2 separate regions of the Mus musculus genome follow, and region 1 is linked to region 2. Evidence: chromatin loops called from intact Hi-C (ENCODE). Cell type or tissue: heart. All regions are shown on one strand. Links, peaks and the distances in the headings refer to the core of each region. The heading gives the core; the rest is flanking DNA.

Region 1 (10,380 bases), core at 1,361-9,360, 65 kb before region 2:
CCTTGTGGGTGGCAGTCAGGCAGGCAGGCCCTTCTCACTGCTCACTCAAAGGAACCATGCTGTTAGCCCCAAGTTGGAAACTATTTTTTTTCTAATGTCCATGATAAAGTTTATTTTTGATGAATGAGTGACCTCAAGTTTTCTGTGTAGCTGAAGAAGATGGCTTTGAACTCTGATTCTCCTCTTCTCATATCCCATGTGCTAGAATCACAGGCATATGCAAGCAGCTGTATTTTTTTATTTCTATCATGTGAAATGTTTTTGGTAGTATAACAGGAGGGCATGAAGTATATAGTGGAGGTAGATGTACTGGTTAACACTTCTAACAAACTAAGTTTCAAGCAGCCATCTGTATCACATGACTCAACTGCCTGTAACTCCAGCTTCATGTGATCTAGTACCATTCTTACCTCCATGATCACTGTGCACATACACACCCACATATACACAGAATAAGAAGGAAAAAGCTGGGTGTGCACTCAGGAAGCAGAAACAAGAGGATCTCTGAGAGTTCAAGGCCATAGCTAGTTCCAAGACAGCCAGGACTGCATAGAGGCAGGTAGAATTTAAGGCCAACCTGCTTTATAGAGGGAGTTCCAGGACAGCAGAAGTTATACAGGAAAACCCTGTCTCGAAAAATAAACAAACAAAAAGAGCATCATGCAACATTCAAAAGTGTCTGATCACACCACAGAGGAAATGTCACTGTCCTGGCCCTGGAGTCTGTCCAGAAGAGAGGCCGGTCTTTTCACAGAATGCTTCAAGAAACAATCTGTGGGTGGATTGTATCCTCCCAAACTTTATAGGTGGAAATCCACTCTCTCAAGGTACTAGCATAGGAGGTGTGGCCAATGTGAAGGTGATTCGTTGATTGTATAAGAATATCAATTGACAAGATAGAGAGATGGCTCAGCGGTTGAGAACACTGGCTTCTTGCTCTTCCAGAGATCCTGAGTTCAATTCCCAGCAACCATATGGTGGCTCACAACCATCTGTAACGGAATCTGATGCCCTCTTCTGGTGTGTGTCTGAAAACAACTACAGTGTACTCATATAAATGAGATAAATAAATCTTTAAAAAAAAGAATATCAGGGCTGGAGAGATGGCTCAGTGGTTAAGAGCACTGACTGCTCTTCCGAAGGTCCTGAGTTCAAATCCCAGCAACCACATGGTGGTTTACAACCATCTGTAATGAGATCTGATGCCCTCTTCTGGAGTCTCTGAAGACAGCTACAGTGTACTTACATATAACAATAAATAAATCTTTAAAAAAAAAAAGAATATCGATTTACAAAATACCTTGATCCACAACTTTCAGTTCCCAAACATATGCTAATAAAAGTTGTAAGCCATCCTATAGGACTAACAAGGGCAAACCCCAGACCAATTACAATGTCTACAGTTTAGCTTGGCTTGGTTTGGTTTTGAAAATCTGGGCTGCAAGTGCTGTATGAAAGTGTGACACCTGCAAGCCACTATTTTGGTTTTGTTTTTCTTTTTTCTTTTTCTTTTCTTTTTTTTTTAAAGATTTACTTATGTAATGCATGTGAATATACTCTCACTCTTCAAATACACCAGAAGAGGGCATCAGATCCCATTACAGATGGCTGTGAGCCACCATGTGATTGCTGGGAATTGAACTCAGGACCTCTGGAAGAACAATCAGTGCTCTTTACCACTGAGTCATCTCTCCAGCCCTTGGTTTTGTTTTTCAAAGATTTTATTTTGGATTTTATTTTTGGCTTTTCTATATAGGGTTTCTCTGTGTCCTGGAGAAACTATAGAGACCAGGCTGGTCTTGAACTCAGAAATCTGCCTCTGCCTCTGGAGTGTGCCACTACTGCCCAGCTAAAGATTTTATTTTTCTGTGTGTTCCGTGTGTATGTAAGTGTACAGTGTAAATGCTGTGCCCTCCAGGGCCAGAAGAGGGCATTTGGCTTGAAAAGGAGTTACAGATGGTTGTGAGCAGCCATGTGGGTGCTGGGAACTGAACCCAGGTTCTATGCAAGAGCAGCTATCTATCAGCTGTCTGCCTGTACCTACCTACATACCTACCTATCTATCTTTGTTTTTAGGGACAAGTTTTTTTTGTGTGCATCCTTTGTTGTCTCTGTAAGCCAGTGGACCAGGCTGGCTTCAAACTTATAGAGCTAGAGAGCTCCTAGAGATCTGCCTGTGTCTGCTTCCCAAGTGTTGGGAGCAGTTGTGTGCTGCCACCACAACCTGCTTCAATATATTTTAATTTTATTTATTATTTATTATATTAATATGTTTTAATTATACAATTATGATATATCATATGTAAATTGTATTTATTTTTATTTAATGTTCATTGTTATTTTGCCTGCATGTGTCTATGTAAAGGTGTCAGACGCTCTGGAACCAGAGTCACAGACAGGTTTGAGTCGCCATGTGGGTGCTGAGAATCGAATCTGCATCCTCTAGAAGAGCAGTAGTCAGTGTTCTTAACTTCTAAGCCATCTTGCCAGCCCCTGGCTCAATGTTTTTGTTTTTGTTTTTAAAGATTATGTAAGTACACTGTAGCTTTCCTCAGATACTCCAGAAGAGGGCATCAGATTTCGTTAAGGATGGTTATGAGCCACCATGTGGTTGCTGGGATTTGAACTCAGGACCTTTGGAAGAGCAGTCGGTGCTCTTAACCACTGAGCCATCTCGCCAGCCTCTCAATGTTTTTTAAGCACTCAAATTTTACAAAATTTTATGCAAACTTAAAGAATTCATAAAATATAATCAGGGCCAGTCAGTGGTGGCACAAGCCTTTAATCCCAGCACTTGAGAGGCAGAGGCAGGCGGATTTCTGAGTTCAAGACCAGCCTGGTCTACAGAGTGAGTTCCAGGACAGCCAGGGCTACACAGAGAAACCCTGTCTCAAAAACAAAAATATATATATATATATAAAATAAATCAGGGAAATGCTGACTGGACTTTTAATGATCTTTGTGATTTTTTTCAAATGTGAATCACTGTATGTATGTAGCTAGACCGTATAAAAAATCTTTGGGCATGGGCAGGCTAAAAAGATGGCTCAGCAGTTCATAGAGCACTGGCTCCTCTTTGAGAGAGATCTTGGGTTTGATTCCCAGTACAGTACAGAACCCACTACTGTTCTAACTCCAGTTCCAGAGGATGCAATGCCCTCTTCTGACCTTTATGGGTACTGCACACAAGTGGTTCAGAGACTACTTCAAAATATTGATATGCATAAACATAAAAACGCAGCTTTGGAAGATTTGTACTTTGAGCGTCAAACCAGGGAATTGTGGGTGGCACAGAGCTCAATAAACCAGGCTCATCCAGTTGGAGGACCATGAGCCTCCTGAAAAGCCAGCTTGACACACTTCGTTGGGCACACCTGTGTGTAGGTGGAAGGCCAGCCAAATTCATCATACAGTAAGAGTGGGGATAGTCACGTGGCTTTTTGTTTTAGAATAGTTCTGCATAGAAGAGCAGCTACCTGGATGTAGGGTAATGATATTGCAAATCCATCTTCCTTAGAGATAAAAATAAATGAGCTTGAAAGAACACTTGGTTTGCTTCAGATTGATGTATAGCCAGAGGGTATGCGTGCTTGTGTAAAATAACTGGGCCACAACTGAAGATGGAGAGTGGAGGCCATTGGATTCCTCATCTTTTAAGTTTGATGACTCTCCGGAGCCAACAGCTGTTTCCTGGATACCACAGGGGCAGGTGTGGCCAACAGAGCAGGCCAGAAGCGATGGCTTTTGTGGGATTAAGCTATAGAAGTCCCCGTAGTGCCCCTTAAATTCCTGCCTCCCCTCAGTCTGAGGCTACACTCAGAAGAAGCCAACATGGAGTGCCCTCACGGAGTAGCAGGAACTGAGACTCCTCAGGAGGAACTGGAGTGGCTGGCACAAGCACACGACCGGGAACCCCCCCAGCCAGGCCCTCCACTAAGGAGGCTCCATCCTCAGCGTCGTGAAACACGCCTGGCGGTGATGGTGCACGCCTTCAATCTCAGCATCCTGGAGGCAGAGGCGGGCGCGTCTCAGGGATGAGGTTCAAGATAGGCAGGCAGCCCGTTCCAAGGAAAACCGCTCCTCACAGCAAAACCATACAACTTCTAACATACGGGGGCTCGGGGGGCACGCAGTCCCCAGAGCAATGCGCCAGGCAGCACAGCTACAGGGCACTGCGGTCGGTGAGGACTGTGGTTCTGTTGACTCTGAGGACAATGGGACAAGGGCCAGGCACGGCAATCAGGGAACCCTGGGAGCCACAGAATGGCCGCGCGACGCTGCTCTGGAAGAGCCGGCTCTCGTGTCCCACAAACCCTCGCACCCGGCATTCGGCAGAAGGCGCGAGGGCGCCGGCCCACGCGGGACGCGCCCACGAGGCCCGCAGCAAAATGGCGACGGCGCCGACCCGCGCCCCCTGGCGGCGCATGCGCAAGGCGACCCCGCCCGCGAGAGCGGAAGTCTTGTGACCCCGGAAGTGACCGTCCGAGCGGCGGGCGGCGGACGACGTTCGTCATTTGGTGCGGGAGGGAGCGCGAGAGCGGCGGTCGAGCCTCCGGTGAGTGGGCGCGTGGCGCAGCGCGGTGCAGTGCGGGAGGGGAGTGGGTTGGCTTTGTGCGGCGTCGCGGGCGACTGCGGCGCTCGCGGGCGGGGCGCGGTCACCCGGGCGGGCGGGCGGGGCGGGCCAGGGCGGCAGCGCAGGTCCTGCCGGAGGGGCCGCGGCCCCCCGGGCCTGCGCGCCTGCTACCAGGGGACCCCCTTCCTCGGCCTCGCGGGCGGGGTCCGGCGCGGGGCCTGGCCCGGGGCTCCCGCCGCGCGGCCCCGCCCCGCTCGGATTGCGGGCTCTACGGAAGTGCGGGCCGCGCCCTGATGCTGTCGCCGGCGGCCACGCTTGGCGTCGGGTGGGGTTGTCTGTAGCCTCCGGGTTTCGGACCGCCGCTTTATGTGTTTCCTTGGCGGACACCTCTCAGAGGGACAACGGCCGGGCTCTTCCCGGGACCGCTGCGCATTGCCTGTAGGCATCACAGTGGGTTTCCGAGAGACGTTTGGGAATCTGCGGAACTGAAAGGCATCTAGGCGCTTCCGTCCTGGTTGGTTCCTCACCGCCACTAAAGGTTTAGGGTCAGGGCCCAGAAACAGGCTCCTGAGATTTATTTGCAAGCGGTGCACTAGCTCCCAAGTTGCATACGCAGACCCTCACTAGAGAGGACAGACCTGCGTATTTAGGATCCCCTTTGGGCTCTTGGGATTTAAGCGGTCATCACATAGTTGAGCTTAGGACAGTATTCCATTGGAAGGGACGAACAAACAGACCCTTGTCCTGCACGTGGCTAACATACAGAGCATCTCCCTGTCGGAGAACTTACCTCCATGACCCAACCCAGTAAGATGAGAGCCTGGGCAGCTAGGGACAGCAACAGGACCCCAGGGATTTAGTGTTGCGTCTGCCAGTTCAGTTCGGTCTGGAGGCTTATTCTTAGTGGGGAGGAAAGGTGTTTTGCTTCTCTGAGGAACAGGCTGTGGTCCCATTTCGTTGCTTGGGGTTCTAGTCCTCTCAAATGGGCCTCTGCGTAGGGCAGTGGCAGCATCCTCTCAAAGTTCCAGTCAGGTGTCCTGCAGGTGTCAGGGTCTGCCTAGGGTGGAATGCCTCCAGGCTGTCACAGTCCTGCTCATGCCCCGCCCACAGGTGTCCCAAGCTAGAGGTAAGCATGGCAGAACAGGAACCCACTGCTGAGCAGCTTGCGCAGATAGCTGCAGAGAATGAGGAAGATGAGCACTCTGTGAACTACAAGCCTCCAGCCCAGAAGAGCATCCAGGAGATCCAGGAACTGGACAAGGACGATGAAAGCCTCCGAAAGTACAAGGAGGCCCTGCTGGGCCGAGTAGCTGTCTCTGCAGGTAGGTGGCTTGGAGGAAGGATGTCATCTAAACCTGTGCCCAGTCTCTTTCCAGACCACTCTTCCAAGGAGTGAGTTTAAAAAGAAAAATCTTAAGGGATGGGACTCTGACTCTTAACTCTCACTCTGCAGACCCCAACGTCCCCAATGTCATTGTGACTCGACTGACCTTGGTATGCAGCACTGCCCCAGGCCCTCTGGAACTGGACCTGACAGGTGAGTGGGTATTAGAATCCCTGGGTGGGGCCAGCTGGCATCTTGCCTCTACCCCTAAAAATAATTTTCTGCACTGATGCCCTCTGGTGGAGAAGAGGGGAAGTGCAGCTAGGGGCTTGCCGAAGCTCTGCTTTGTGTCAGGGAAGGGGCTGGGGAGAGTGAATGTAGCAGGGTGGAGAGCCCTTCAAGCAAGCAGTCAGCGGAGACTCCTCCTCAATACAGGTGATCTGGAGAGCTTCAAGAAACAGTCGTTTGTCTTGAAGGAAGGTGTGGAGTACCGGATAAAAATCTCTTTCCGGGTAAGGTGGGGGCTTTGAGAGGCCTGGAAACAAGGGGCAGAGGGGCAAGCCTGGGAAGGCAGCTGACCCTGGCTCTGTGTCCCCACAGGTGAACAGAGAGATCGTGTCCGGCATGAAGTACATCCAACACACATACAGGAAAGGGGTCAAAAGTGAGTGGGCGGGCCATAGAGTGGGGAGCCATTGGGCCTGGGAGGGGCGTGCAGCACCAGTAATCCTGCCTCTCCTGTCCCTCAGTTGACAAGACTGACTACATGGTCGGGAGCTATGGGCCGAGGGCCGAGGAGTATGAGTTCCTGACACCCATGGAGGAGGCTCCCAAAGGCATGCTTGCTCGGGGCAGTTACAACATCAAGTCGCGCTTCACAGATGACGACAAGACTGACCACCTGTCCTGGGAGTGGAATCTCACCATCAAAAAGGAGTGGAAGGACTGAGCTCCAGCTGGGAGACGGGCAGGGCGACGGACAGACAGAAGGACCGACATGCCCCACCCTAACCCCCTACCTACCCCAAACCAAAGTGCTGACAGGACCTCCCTCACCCGTCATTCCTCCCTAGTCCACTCAGGCAGTCAGCTCTCCTGTCTGCCCCTCCTCCACCTCCTGCCCGCAGGCCCCTGTGGTCTCCAGTGTCACATTGCTGCTTCTGCCTGTGCAGTGGGGGAGGGGTTCCAGCCCAGGCCTCCAATCTGCTGTGTCCCTCCAGGTTCCCTCTGTCTTCCCTTCCTCAGGCCCTGGCTTCTAGAATGGAACAGAACACTGTCAGGGTTGTCCAGCCCACCTTGTCTCTGTCGCAGCATGGGGAAGGGCTGGGCTATCTGTCCTCTAGTCCCACCACTCCCTGGCCAGGTCATCCATCACTGTCAGTCACTGTCTAACCATGATGCCTTAACATGTGGAACGTGTGCTGGGGGCCGTCGCTAACTCTTAACTCCCTGTCTGCATGAGCATGTGCTCTCCCTGTCCTCGCCTCGTCTGCCATCCCCATCCCAGTGACCCACCCAAGGGAGGCCTGGGGTGCGCTGCTGTTGCTTCCTGCGAGCCTGGCCAGCTCTTCCCCTCCCCGTGGCCAGGGTTGGGGGTGGCTCCAGTAGCTAGGGGAGGGTCAATTGCCAAAACTCGATGCCTCCAGCCCCATCTAGGAGGCAGGGTAGGGTGCCTCATTCCTCTGCCTTCTCTGTCCCTTGTAGGCAGTACTCGGAGCCCCTGTCCCCACAGAGAGCCCCTGAGGGACAAAGCCAGCCGAGCCTTACTTGTCTCACCTGGGCCACGTGGCCTGAACCTCGTGCCTGGCCTGTCAGTATTTATTGCCTCCATTTGGGCCAGCTGGCCTGATGCCTCTGCCCTGGTTCTTGGTGCCACCATCCCTGGGCCGACCCTCCCTGGACCCAGCCAGGACAAATGTGGGACCAAGTTCACACAGTTGGGAGCTGTCTCCTGTGCCTCCCCTCCCTATCCCCAGTCCCTGTGTGGTGTCTGCCAGGCCCAGCCTCAACAGGCAGAGGAGCCTGTCCCTGCTTCTCTTCTGACTGGGAAATAAACACCCCTGAAGGAGTCTGGGATTGTGTGGTCTGTGCAGCTTGTGTTGGGGTTTTGTAGGGAATGGTAAGAATCCAGTGGAGGGTGGATGTCCCTCAGATCAGATGTCCTGGCTACAAGGTTGTCTGCTGCTAACAGCCCTGTTTTGTCTTTGCTCCTGGCTTCCTGTGGAGATGTGAATATAGAACAAACCCCAGGCCCATGGGTCACAGTGCTGGCCCTGGGCATAGAGGGATTGCCTGAGTCAGCATATCTAAATTTCCCCTGGCTGGGACTTGCCCTCAGTATGGAGCCCTGCTGGAAGATCAAACTGATCTGGCTCTGAACAACTTGCATGTGTAGGTCGACCTGGTGAGAGAGTTCCCTATGCCTGTTAGTGAGGCTAGTTGGAACAGGAAACCGAGCCTCTGCACATCTCCAGTACTGTGCTCTCTAGAGCACCCACGAACCTAGGGAGAAAGGGCAGGACCACTGAACCATGAAGCTTGTAGCAGAACCCTGAAAAGCCACTAAGCCTTAACAGGGCTCTTGTGTAGCTCTCTGTAGTGACCACAGGGAGGCAGGATTACTTGTCTGTCTTCAGCACAACCAAAGGTACCTAGTAACCTCAAAACCCCATCCTGCCTTTACAGGAGTCAGTCTAAAAACTTCCCTTTTCAGCCTTATGCTAGCTTTGGAAAACCACCCTCTGATGAAGCTGTTCAGGAAAGTGGGTGTACCAGTTGTGTAGCGAGTAGTAATCGGCTACTTTGCTGGAGCCCTGCCAATCTTGCCTTGGGGTCCACCAGTGGTGAATAGTGTGATGAACCTTTATTGCAGGGGGCCAAAAGATACCTTTTTGTCTTGTTGCTGACAGCTGACCATAAATTGGGCCATGTCCGCCATTTTTACTAGATCCATCGGAGCCAAAGACTGGCGGACCCCAGAACCAACCTTCTGTGGGACACTAACCTGATAATAGCAGCTCCTTGTACTAGGCAGCCAAATTGTTGATCCAATCCTTACCCAGAACTCTTCCTGGCCCCAGCAGTCGGGGCCTGAGCAGGGTGAAGCCTTTTCTCCAAACTGCAGAGCCAACCAGTCTCCTAGCTCATCCTTAAAGTGTTTATTAGATGCTCTCAGCGATGCTGTTTATCAAATAAGGGCTTCTGAAGCTCTCTTTGGACCAAGATACTTAATCTTACAGCTCTGAGTTTGTCCTAGGCAGCTAAGTGTGTGAACTCAGACCCTAAGTTCCAAGTGTACAAGCCTACTGCCAACAGCTAGGACTTTGCTCTGGCTCCTCCCAGTGCAGGTTAACTCAGAGTGGCCTCAAAGTGCATGATGTGTTTCCTAGGTCCCAAGTCTAACCAGATCCTCCCAATCTCACGCCCCCTAACCTGCCTCTGTGGAGAGCTGTTGCAAGGCCCTCAGGAGCCAGGCATTCTCCACAGCAGCTCCTCTCTGACTAGGACTCCCAGGAATTGCCTAGCTTCTTGGCTCTTCAGACACCTATAGACAGGCCTCCTCTCCTGAGGAAAGTGATGGGCTGTAGGTAGTACCAGTTGATGAGCAGTCAGCTTCCATGCTGTGTAAACATCTGCTATTGTGATTTACAAGACCCTTCTCTGCCCAGCACAATCCTGTACCAACCAAAGCTACCATCCCCATAGCCGTGGACACCATTCTGCTTCCCGCTTGGCTGTCATCAGCTCTTTCAGTTCACCCTCCAGGTCAATCAGTCTTGGAGTCAATCTGCTGTCCACCCTACTGGACACCCTGCCAGGTGTGTCCCTCCAAAAGGGAGTTGCTTGGTTCTGAGAACTCTTAGGAATAGTCAAAACCTCCAATAACTCAACCTATAGTTGATGAGCATCTTCTCTGAGTAAGACTCCTGCCTGAAGGATATTTCAATGCATTTCCAATGGCCCAGAAAATGTGTAATACTCAGTGTGGGTCTTACAGGACCTTGATACTAGGTTGTCCAAACTAACACCTCTTTTCAGCAATGGCAGCTGCTCTTAGAAGAAGTAAGAGAGGCCTTGGGAAACAGAACTAAGTCATCAGCTGGGCCCTCAAGGGCTTGTAGATGTTCAGGTGATCTGACCTGCATTCTCAGGTTGGGACATACTACCCTTATATTACTACCCATATATTATCTGGCCACTCAACAAACCCAGAGGGCCCAAGAATTTTAGGCCTCTCTCTGACTTCTTTCCAGTGGTTGATTGCCTGGTAGAAGCCAGTGCAGAGATAGCAGACTTTTTTTTTTTTTTTTAAGATTTTTTTATTTATTTTTGTTTTTTCAAGACAGGGTTTCTCTGTATAGCTCTGGCTGTCCTGGAACTCACTTTGTAGACCAGGCAGGCCTCGAACTCAGAAATCCACCTGCCTCTGCCTCCCAAGTGCTGAGCCACCACGCATGGCTTAAGATTTATTTTATTTATGAGT
Region 2 (10,380 bases), core at 1,276-9,275:
TGTGGTATTTGTATGTCCTCTGTGTCTGGGTGTGTTTGGGTGTGACTGTATGTCTTGGAACTGTTGAGTGACAGAGTGTGGTGGGCTGACCTGTGAGCCTCTTGACATGAGGGGCTGCTGTTCTCTAGAGGCCTGGGTGTGGGCAATGGGGCTAGAGGGGCTAAGTGTGGTTCAGGTAACTGGCCTGTGAAAGGCAGCAAGACTTTTTTATCCACATTCTGAAGCTAAACCGATACCCACTGCCTATCTCATGCTCAGCCATGCCGAACCCAGCTCTGAGGACATGCCTGAGCCTAAACATCCAGGAAGACCAAGAGAGAGGACCCAAAGCTTGTTGACTGCCTGGCAGAGTCTCCCCTCCCCCATGTAGGCAGCGCCTGGGACTCCTAGACTATCCCAGACACTGTCACTTCCTGAGATCGACCCAGCCTACGAGTCCCCGGGAGCAACTCCACCATCTCAGGTGCCCTGGGCCCAGGCACGAGGGACTCCCTTATTCTTAGCCCTGAAGTCCTCTCCGAGCTGGGCAGGTCAGGCTCGTCCTATGAGAGGTCAGTGGGAACGAAGAGAGCTCAGACAACTGACTCTTGCCTCAGAGCCCTCAGCTAAAGTGGGTGGGTAGTGGGGTCTGTCCTTCCTGTGCTGGACTGTCACAGCAGGAGGCAAGAGTCCCCACCTACGGGTCCCTAAAGGCCTAGAGGTGGTGGCGATCTGTCCAAAGCAGTCACAGGAAGTTCTGTTACAACTCTCAGAAAGTGGGGCGATACCAAGGAGTTGAAGCCCTCCATAGGCTCTCCCCGGAACCGATGTAAATTCACTGACAGTGACCTGCCCTGTGGGTGCTGGGATCTTTTTGGAGGCCACTAGGAGAGCAGTGAGTGCTCTCAAAGACAGAGTGTCTCTCCAGCCTCTAGACATCTCTGAATCCAATTAGGGTGATCATGAAAATGAACCATTGCTCTGTGCTAACTGCAACCCTAAAGGATTCTGTTGCTGTTCTTCAGAGCCCTTCCAGACCCCAACACTCGCTGCTGATGGGGTTGGGACAGCCACACAGCGACAGAGAATAAAGAACAGGGATATAAGTGATTTGTGGACACACATTCACAGCAGCCCGGCTCACAAGCGCTGGCAGTCCATGAAGCCCCAGTGTCCGTGGCTGGCGGGTGGTAAGCCCAGGAGTGTATGACATCATGAAGCATAATTGGCCTGAAGGGAGGGAGCCTGGAGCGGGCAGTCACAGACAGGAAGTAGAAGGGAGGTGGCCGGAGCCCACAGCGAGGTAGTGATGTTTCATGGGGACTGAGTTTCATTTGGTGAGAATTACTCAACAATGTGAATATGTTTAGGGCTGCACAACTGGAGATTTTGTCAGGGGTTTGTTTGCTTGAGGCAGGGTCTAAGTCAGGCAAAGACTTGATCCATCTACCCCAGACTTAATGACTGAGCCATCTCTCTAGCTTCTGGCTGATACTTTTTGTTTTGTTGAAACAAGGTCTCACTTTATAGACTAAGGTACCTTTAAAATTACAGCAATCCTCCTGCCGCAGCCTCTCAAGTGCTGGGATAACAGCTGTGAGCCATAATCCCACCTAGAAGTATAGGGTTTTGTTTTGTTTTGTTCTGTTTTGTTTTGTGACAGTAGCCCTGGCTATTCTGGAACTCAGTTTATAGAACAGACCAACCTTGAATTTACAGAGACTGGATTGCCTCTGCCTCCTGAGTGCTGGGATATGTCACCATGACTGGCTAGTTATTTTTTTGTAAGATATTTAAAACATAATATTTAGCCAGGTGTTAACGGCACACACCTTTAATCCCAGAACTTGGGAGGCAGAGGCAGGCAGATCTCTGAAATTAAGGCCAGTCTGCTCTACATAGTGAGTTCCAGGACAGCCAGGGCTATCCTGTCTTAGAAAATATAAGTGTGTGTGTGTGTGTATTATAATAGTTATATTAATTCTTTTCAGAATTTCATATAATCTATTTTGATTGTATTAATGTCCACTCCTTCCTCTATCTCCTCCCAGATCCACCCCCCTGGAAAACAATTTTTAATTACATGTGTTTATTTTTGTGTGTGGGTGTGAATGTGTGTCTTGTAGGAGTCAGTTCCCACCACGTGGGCACCTTTACACCTGCAATCTTATCGTGCTGACTCAATTAAAGTGTTTTTTTTTCCTGTATTTTGACACACAGTTAAGCAGTGTGTCTTAATGATAGTGACACTTCCTATCTTCCCTCCCCTCCCCAACACATCCCCCTCCTCCTTCATCCCTTCACTGAATCCAATCAGAGCTACATATGTGCACATAGGTACTCAGCCCTCCAGTGAAGCATGGGCAACCTGCCAACAGCCACACCCCAAGAATATCAACTCTCTTCACCCGTAGCCATAATAGAGCCCCAGTGAAGGGTGGGGCCTCTCTGATTTGTGAAGACCTTGTGCAGGCAGCCACAGCTGTCGTCGTGACCTCATAAGTGCAGCTTCTGTGCCTTGTTCAGAAGATGGCTGTTCACGGTGCTCCTCTGTCTCCGTCTTACATTCCTTTTGCCTTCTCTTCTGTCCGCTGAGCCTTGGAGGATGAAGGTTGGAGCTGTAGATGTTAGTTTTTGTGGGTGTGTGTGTAAAGCATAGAATGTGCACTTCCATGGTAACACACTCACCTGGCCTACACAGGGAACTGTGACACTGGCCATAGAAATGTATAGAAACACATCGCTAAACAGTATGAGGCTTCAGAAAAGTCTTGTTCAGAGCCGGGGCTCCCTACCTCAGGAGGAGTTCCAAGTTCCAAGTTGCACAAGAGTAGGCCAGTTGTAGTCACACACACTTCTGCTGACTCAATTAGGCTGGGAACTCCCAGGGACTATAAGGCAGGAGGGGGAAGTGGGTGGACCTAAGGAAGCCTAGCTGTGGGGGCCGAATGTGCAAACACAAGCTGTCCAACTGTCTCGCCAGCGATGGGGGTGGATCCAGGGAAATGTTCCCAGGAGGTTCCTCAGGCTCTGCTTCAGGCCTTGGAGGTGTTGGGAAGATCCTCAGGCGGGCTGCAGGCTGGAGACAGTGAGGCAGACAATGTTCTTCTGTATCACAGGATCTGTGATCAGACTGTGAAGAAAAAAAAAACCTTGTTGTGATGTAGCTCCCTGAGCCAGCAGGTTTTCACCCTGGTGTCTGGCTCCTGAGTCTTCTTTGGTAAAATTGAATGACTAGAGTTTTGGGGGGTTTTTTGTTTTTTGTTTTTTTAAAAACAACACTTCTTGGGACTGGCGAGATGGCTCAGTGGATAAGAGCATTGACTGCTCTCCTGAAGGTCCTGAGTTCAAATCCCAGCAACCACATGGTGGCTCACAACCACCCATAATGAGAGATCTGATGCCCTTTTCTGGTGCGTCTGAAGACAGCTACAGTGTACTTATTTATAATAATTAAAATATTTATAATATTGTATTACAATATGTATAATAATAAGATTATTATTATTATAATAAATCTTTGGGGCGGAGCAAGTGGGGCTGACCGCATCGAGTGAGGTTGACAGGAGCGAGCAGAGGTCCTAAATTCAATACCCAACAACCACATGAAGGCTCACAACCATCTGGACAGCTACAGTGTACTTATATACATAAAATAAATAAATAAATCTTTAAAAGGAAATCCCAACACTTGGGTGCTGTTGCTAGGACATCTCTGCCCTGGTCATCCCAAGGAAGGAATGTGGGCCACGGGAGACTGTGAGTAGGTATTCAGCCCCCTGGAAACACATAATAGGTCCGAATGGTGACCTGCACTGAAGAGACTCCGAGCTTTAACAGGAGGAGAGACAGGGCCTGCCATCCTGCTAATCCTGCCAGGAGTCTGAGTTGGTCCTTTGGGTGGGGGCTCTGAGCTTCACAGTGACCACGAGTGCAGGTGTGCCCTGAGACCTGGTCATGCACTGCAGCTGATACCAGCCATGGATGGCAGTGCATGCACATGATAGATGTTCTTAGTCCACTCAGAGTGAGTTCCAGGACAGCCAGGGCTACACAGAGAAACCCTGTCTTGAAAAACCAAAAAAAAAAAAAAAAAAAAAAAAAAAAGAGAGAGAGAGAGAAATAAATAAATAAATAAATAGGTGTGTGGGATCCACAGACCCTTCCGGGAAAAACTGCTAGATGCCCAGAGATGCAACGGTGAGGTGGGATCATGTGTGTGGGTGGACCGGGCAGGTAGACTAAGGCTCAACAGCCCCTTTTTTGCTTCAGATTCTCACTCTACTGCCCTCGGCATGCTACCTGAACTGGACGGTCACACCCCCAAAACAATTCCCTCTTTTCCACATTGCAGTCTGCTGAGATTCCTGTACCCCTGTCCACTGGTCCCAACGGGGGTCCCATGTCAGCCTCTGGAAGCCCTCAAGGGTGGCTGTTCAAGTTTGCTTTTCTGTCACTGTGATAAACACCATGACCAAAAGCAACTTCGGCAGTGAGGCTTTATTTCATTTTACAGATTGGAGACGTTCATGGAGGGAAGCCAAGACAGAAGGGGCTTCAGAAATGGCCTGGAGCAGAAGCCATGGAGAAGGGCTGCTTACTGGCTCACTCACCCACCCCAAGGTAGCTTCTTATACAGCCCAGCCTCACCTGCTCAAGGATGGACCACCCACAGTGGGTTGGACCTCCTAGCAGTCAGGAAAACAATACCACACAGGTTTGTCCACAGGCCATTCTGATGGAGGAAACACCCCGGTTGAGGGTCTTTCTTCCCAGGTGATACTAGTTTGTATCAAGTTTACAAAAACTAGCCAGCACAAAGGCCCCTCTGTCTTCTGCCTCCTCTCAGCCTAGAGTCACCCTGGTGCTCACACCAGACCCATCTGGTGTGGATGCTAGTGATGCCGGAGAAACCTACCCTAAACGTACATGAGGCCCCGTGCAGGTAACACTACACCCGGTCACCCATACACCATTCTAGATCCCAAAGGCAGACCTGGCCCACACTCCTGCTTTCTAGTCAGCCGATCCTCCTCTGGGTCTATATGCCTGAGAGGGTTCCCCCACTTTGGAGACCGCTGGAGCCCCAGCTGCCTAGAACTTACTATGTTCACATCCCCTGTTGCCCCAAAGGTTTGTCCTTTTGTATTTCCACACTGCTAAATGATCCCAACCAAACCCTGAAAACGCTTTGCCGACTTTCCGCCTGCCTACAGTGACAGGCTGTGTTCTGCCAGCGCAGGCTGAATGTTGAGTCCCCTCCTGGGGTTGGGCTCCTATTTCACCCTGGACCCTGGACTGCCACGTCCACTCTAGCTAGCATGGCACCTCTAGGAGTCCAGGCCGCACCCTTTCTTGGTCTACACCTCATCTACCCTGACCAGTCCCGGTTCCAATGAAGGACGCTACGTGGCCGCCACCAAGAGGCCATTCGGGGAATTACAGGCTATGCTTAAACCGGCGGCAGCGCCTGGGGCCGCAGCAGCGCCTGCAGCCAGGGGATCCAGACCTCACTCTCCTCCTCACACGGGTGTGGACATCAGGGATTGATCTCAGCCCTCCCCATCCCGCGCTGGCACAGTCACGAAGCTTGTAATTAAAGAGTTATCGAGTCAGGGAGAAAGGAGGAGTCACTGAGATGACTCGGCTGCTCTTCTAGAGGACCAGGGTTCTATTCCCAGCACCCACACGTTCTATGAGCCTGTAACTCCAGTTCCAGATGATCTGACGGAACCTCTTTTGGCCTCTGAAGGCACCAGGCACACAAGGGGTACACAGACATATTCAGGCAAAACTCCCCCACACATAAGATAAAAGGGAAAGCTTTTTTGTTTGTTTGTTTGTTTGGTTGGTTGGTTGGTTTTTTCTAGATAGGGTTTCTCTGGGTAGCTCTGGCTGACCTGAACTCACTCTGTAGATCAGGCTGGCCTTGAGTGCAAAGCCTGCGGAGAGCTGGGATTAAAGGCCTGTCGCGGGCAAGCTTTTTTTTTTTTTTTTTTTTTTTTTTAAATAAAATAGTTCTATTTTTTCTATTTTTTATTAATATATTTTTATTATTTTAATTTTATTTATGTTACATCCTGACCTCAGTTTCCTCTCCCTCTTCTCCTCCCATTCCCTCCCAGCCACCCTACCCCAACCCCACTCCGGTCCATCCACTCCCCTTCTGTTTCTCTTCAGAAAAGGGCTGACCTGGAAGGTTAGCCATGATATATCAAGTTGCAGTAAGACTAGGTAGGCACCTCCTTTTATATTAAGGCTTTGGGGCAAGGGTCCCAACGGCAGGCAACAAAGTCAGAGACAGTCCCTGCTCTGACTATTAGGGGTTTTGCAAAAAGACAATGAAATTAATATCCAATGATAGCCAACCCCTCTGACTGGGGTTACAGGTGCATGCCCACACACCAAACTACAGTCAATTGTAAAACTTTCCATCATGCCAAAAAGAACAGCTGCCAACCTCCCGCCTCACACCTTCTTCAGTCATTTTTTAAAAAAATATTTATTTATTATTTATATGTAAGTACACTGTAGCTGTCTTCAGACACACCAGTAACGGGTGTCAGATGTCATAACAGATGGTTGTGAGCCATCATGTGGTTGCTGGGATTTGAACTCAGGACCTTTGGAAGAACAGTCAGTGCTCTTAACCACTGAGCCATCTCTCCAGCCCCTTCAGTCATCTTTGTAAAAAAGACTGAGATGGAATATGGTTAGATCTAGCCTAGCACCTGTGGAACCCTGGGTTCAAACCTCAGTACTGAGCCAGTAAGGTGGCCGGTGTTTGTAATTCCAGCACCAAGGAGGCAGAGGCAGGAGGATCAGTGAAGCCTGGTTTATGTAGGGACTCTGGGCTACATAGTAAGAGTCTATCTCAAAACAGCAAACCACAACATTGGAAAGAAATCAACAGTGGCCCTGGGGTGGGAGAGCTGGCCAGCCAGTCTGCTGCATCAGTGAGCACCAGGTTCAGAAGAGATCCTCAAAAAGTAAGGTGCTGAGTGATTGAGGAAGACACCTGGAACTGACTTCTGGCGTCTGTGAACGTGCACATAAGAACACATATACACACTCACTCACACACACACAGATGAACACACACAATACAATCACACGTGCATACATACACATGTGCACACACAATACAATCACACATGCATACATACACATGTGCACACACAGTACAATCACACATGCATACATACACACATGCACACACACACAAAACAATCACACATGCATACATACACATGTGCACACACAGTACAATCACACATACACATGTGCACTCACACACATACCACGCACAGCTGGATTATAGCTGGATTATAGCTGGAGTGCGGGCACTCCACACTATCCACCCATCAGTGCTCAGCTTCTGTGTTTGGTGATGCTGGCTGTGCTGCTGGGAACACGAGCGTCCCCCTTCTTGCTCGGTACAAGTGGGTCTGTGTATTTGCTTGCTCTTTCTTTCTTTTTCTGTTTTGTTTGTTTGGGGGTTTTGTTTGTTTTCATTTTGGGGGGGGTTGTTTTGTTTTGTTTGTTTGTTTGGTTGGTTTGGTTTTTGTTTTTTTGTTTGTTTGTTTTTGTTTTTTGTTTTAGACATAGTCTCTTTGTGTAGCCCTGATTGTCCTAGAACTAGCTCTTCAGACCAGGCTCAGAGATCCACCTGCCTCTGCCTCCAGAGTGCTGGCGTTAAAGGTGTGTCCCACCACCTTCCGGATGGCTGCTCCTTTTTAACTGGCCGAGGAACTGCTAGCTAGGCAAAGGCATGCATATATCAGCCAACTGATATTTCAGTTCTGTCCAAGAGTCCCTAACAATTCCTGGTTATGTGCCCGGCTCTGCTGCCTCCTGGCAGTGGATGAGCCCTTGCCACACCCCTCTCCCCAGGGAGGGCGTCTGCCATGCTGTTGATTTAGGGCTTGCTGCTTCCTAATGGAGCTGATTTCTCCCACTTCTTCACATCTTAGCCTCAGGCAAGATCTCTCATGACCTTTGCCCTTTCCTCCATCAATCTCCCACGGAATGAGTAAAATTACTTACAATTCAGCCCAGAGTCTTTCAGGGTGAATTCTTGGTATTTGGAAAACATTTTGAGCCACAGATCATTTGGTGAAAGAATGGTCAGATGCCAGGGACCTGCTCCAGCAAGGCTTCCTTTTCCAGACGGGTTGGCACTGGTGTGCCAGTTATGTCCACCTCTCACAGCTTGGGATAAGGAGGGGTGTGAAATAGTGGAGGGTTAGCTTAATGGGAATTCTCAGTGGGAGGGAGGGATGGGGTGTGATCCCAAACAGGTGCACCAGAGCAAAGGGGAGGAAGATGAAAGGGCCCCAACCAGCCATGGGAAGGGTGAGTTTTAGGCTCACTCCTCAGCACCCACTTGGTGGCTCACAACTGTGACTCCAATTCCAAGTTCCACTGTGCCCTCTCCTGACTTCCTCAGGGTCTAGGCATGCACTGTGTGCACAGACACACAAGTAAGCAAAACCCTCATGCATATAAAATAAAATAATTAAACATCTGGGCAGACCATACCGTTAATTGCAGCAGCACTCGGTAGGCAGAGACAGATGGATCTATGTGAGTTTGAGGCCAGCCAGAGCTACAAAATAGGGAGACCCTGCTTAAAAACAAAGAGACCAGAATCACTGAGATCACAAACCTGGGAGTAGTTCCTCAGGGCAAGCACACAAAAGCTGTGGTCCCAGCTCAAAAAATAAAATAAAATAAAATAAAATAAACAAAACCAAAAACCAAAAACCAAAAACAAAAAAAACAAAAAAACAAAAAAACAAGAAAGAAAGAAGAAAAAAAAAAAAAGAAAAAAAAAAAAAGAAAAAGAAAAAGAAAAAGAAAAAGAAAAGCTGTGGTCCCAAGTAGGCGAAGGCTGTACCTCATGTTGGCAGCCAAACTCAGTAATGGAAATGTAAAAACAATACAACAACAACAACAACAAAAATCCCCCTTCCCAAATATATATGTAATATTTGAAAGCAGGGTCTCATCATGTAACTCTGGGTGGCCTGGATGCTAGACCAGGATGGCCTTGAACTCTCAGAGCTCCACCTATCACTGACTTCTTAGTGCCTCCTCCTGACTGCACCATGGTTGGTTGGTTGTGATGGGGCTTCTCTGCACAGCCCTGGCTGTTCTAGAACTCCTCTATAGACCAGGTTGGCCTCCAACTCACAGAGCTCCACCTGCCTCTGCCTCCTGAGTGCTGAGGTTCACCACCACCCTCTGGGCATGGTTTGGTTTTGAAGGTCTGAAGAGTCATGGAAGCAGCTGAGGCTTGGCACTAAGAGAGGTCAGGACAGAGGTGACCTTGCACCCTTAGGTGCAGTAGGAACCCCATCCCTGAAAGGCTCTTGAAGAGAATTTGAGGGTTTGCACTGTGTGGCAGAGTCAGGATCCCTGAAGAGAGCTCAGAGGAGACGGGTGAAGGTGCAATGGAGACCCCAGCGTCTTGGAGACACCAGTAGCATGGGATGACCATTAACGACATTAGCAGCTGTGAGGTAGAGCCGGCCTGAACCTAGGAGACAAACTCTGTGGGCTTTGGAAGCCCTAGATAGGTTCACCATAACACTGGCCTATAGGTAAGTCTGCGGGCAATTTTTTTGTTTTTGTTTTTTGTTTTTTTCGAGACAGGGTTTCTCTGTAGCCTGGCTGTCCTGGAACTCACTCTGTAGACCAGGCTGGCCTCGAACTCAGAAATCTGCCTGTCTCTGTCTCCCAAGTGCTGGGATTAAAGGTGTGTGCCACCACTGCCTGGCTGCAGGCAATTTTAAAAATTATGTTTGATGTGGGTGGGCACAGCTCACAGTGGGAGGTGTCATCTTGGACATCTGGGGTGTTAAGAAAGCATGCGGATCCACTCACTGGTCCGTGCCTGGTGTGTTCCGGTCATTCTGCCTCGTGCCTCCCTGCGCACTACTTTTTGCCCTCCTCACAGGGGTGCTTCCTGGGGGTTAATTTTTCTTTCTTTCTTTCTTTCTTTCTTTCTTTCTTTCTTTCTTTCTTTCTTTCTTTCTTTCTTTCTTTCTTTTCTTTCTTTCTTCCTTTCTTTTTTTCCTTTAAGCCTCCAAGTTTTGCTGGCCAGAGCAATCGCGGTTTTCTTCATGCTTGTCCAGCGAGGGTCTGCTTACCCAGCTTGCCATTGGTCTCTGGGGGTTTGTTTGTGTTTTGTTTTTGTGACGGTTTGTCCCGCGGCTTTCTCTGTTCTCAGTGTGCACTCTCTCTTGCCCGCGTAAGATCCAGCTTCCCTTGTTCCTCCTCGGGGGTGGGGTGGGGTGGAGGATGGGTAGAAAAGAAAGCAAACTGTAGAGCAATCCGATAAACACGTTGCTCTGGGGCCTCTGCTTCAGTTCCTGCCTTCACTTTCTTCCCTGACTC

Evidence for each region. Hi-C counts contacts between places; a loop is a spot of excess contacts. Peaks named below come from ENCODE experiments on the same cell type or tissue, not always from the same donor. Only the 100,000 strongest peaks of a DNase experiment are listed, where the experiment ranks them.
Region 1: a loop joins it to region 2, with 6 times the contacts of the local background. A loop is called at or near these places in 23 of 42 quality-filtered maps.

Annotation. Positions count from the first base shown.
Region 1 is chr11:120,575,697-120,586,076 of GRCm38, reverse strand. Arhgdia (Rho GDP dissociation inhibitor (GDI) alpha) reads left to right here and starts at 4,453. Exons shown (of 6, transcript NM_133796.8): 1 at 4,453-4,555; 2 at 5,684-5,895; 3 at 6,027-6,110; 4 at 6,333-6,409; 5 at 6,498-6,561; 6 at 6,647-7,978. The coding sequence starts at 5,706. The coding sequence ends at 6,846. In heart, for the core only: CTCF peaks have their summits at 3,173 (motif pointing left), 4,406 (motif pointing left) and 8,496; DNase peaks (open chromatin) are centred at 3,966, 4,436, 5,676, 6,116 and 5 weaker places; H3K4me3 peaks cover 4,203 bases; H3K27ac peaks cover 4,613 bases.
Region 2 is chr11:120,510,763-120,521,142 of GRCm38, reverse strand. No RefSeq gene overlaps it. Among named protein-coding and RNA genes, the nearest start is that of Gm39490, 9.7 kb to the right of the region's middle. In heart, for the core only: a CTCF peak has its summit at 5,407 (motif pointing left); DNase peaks (open chromatin) are centred at 2,381, 2,882 and 5,392; H3K27ac peaks cover 116 bases.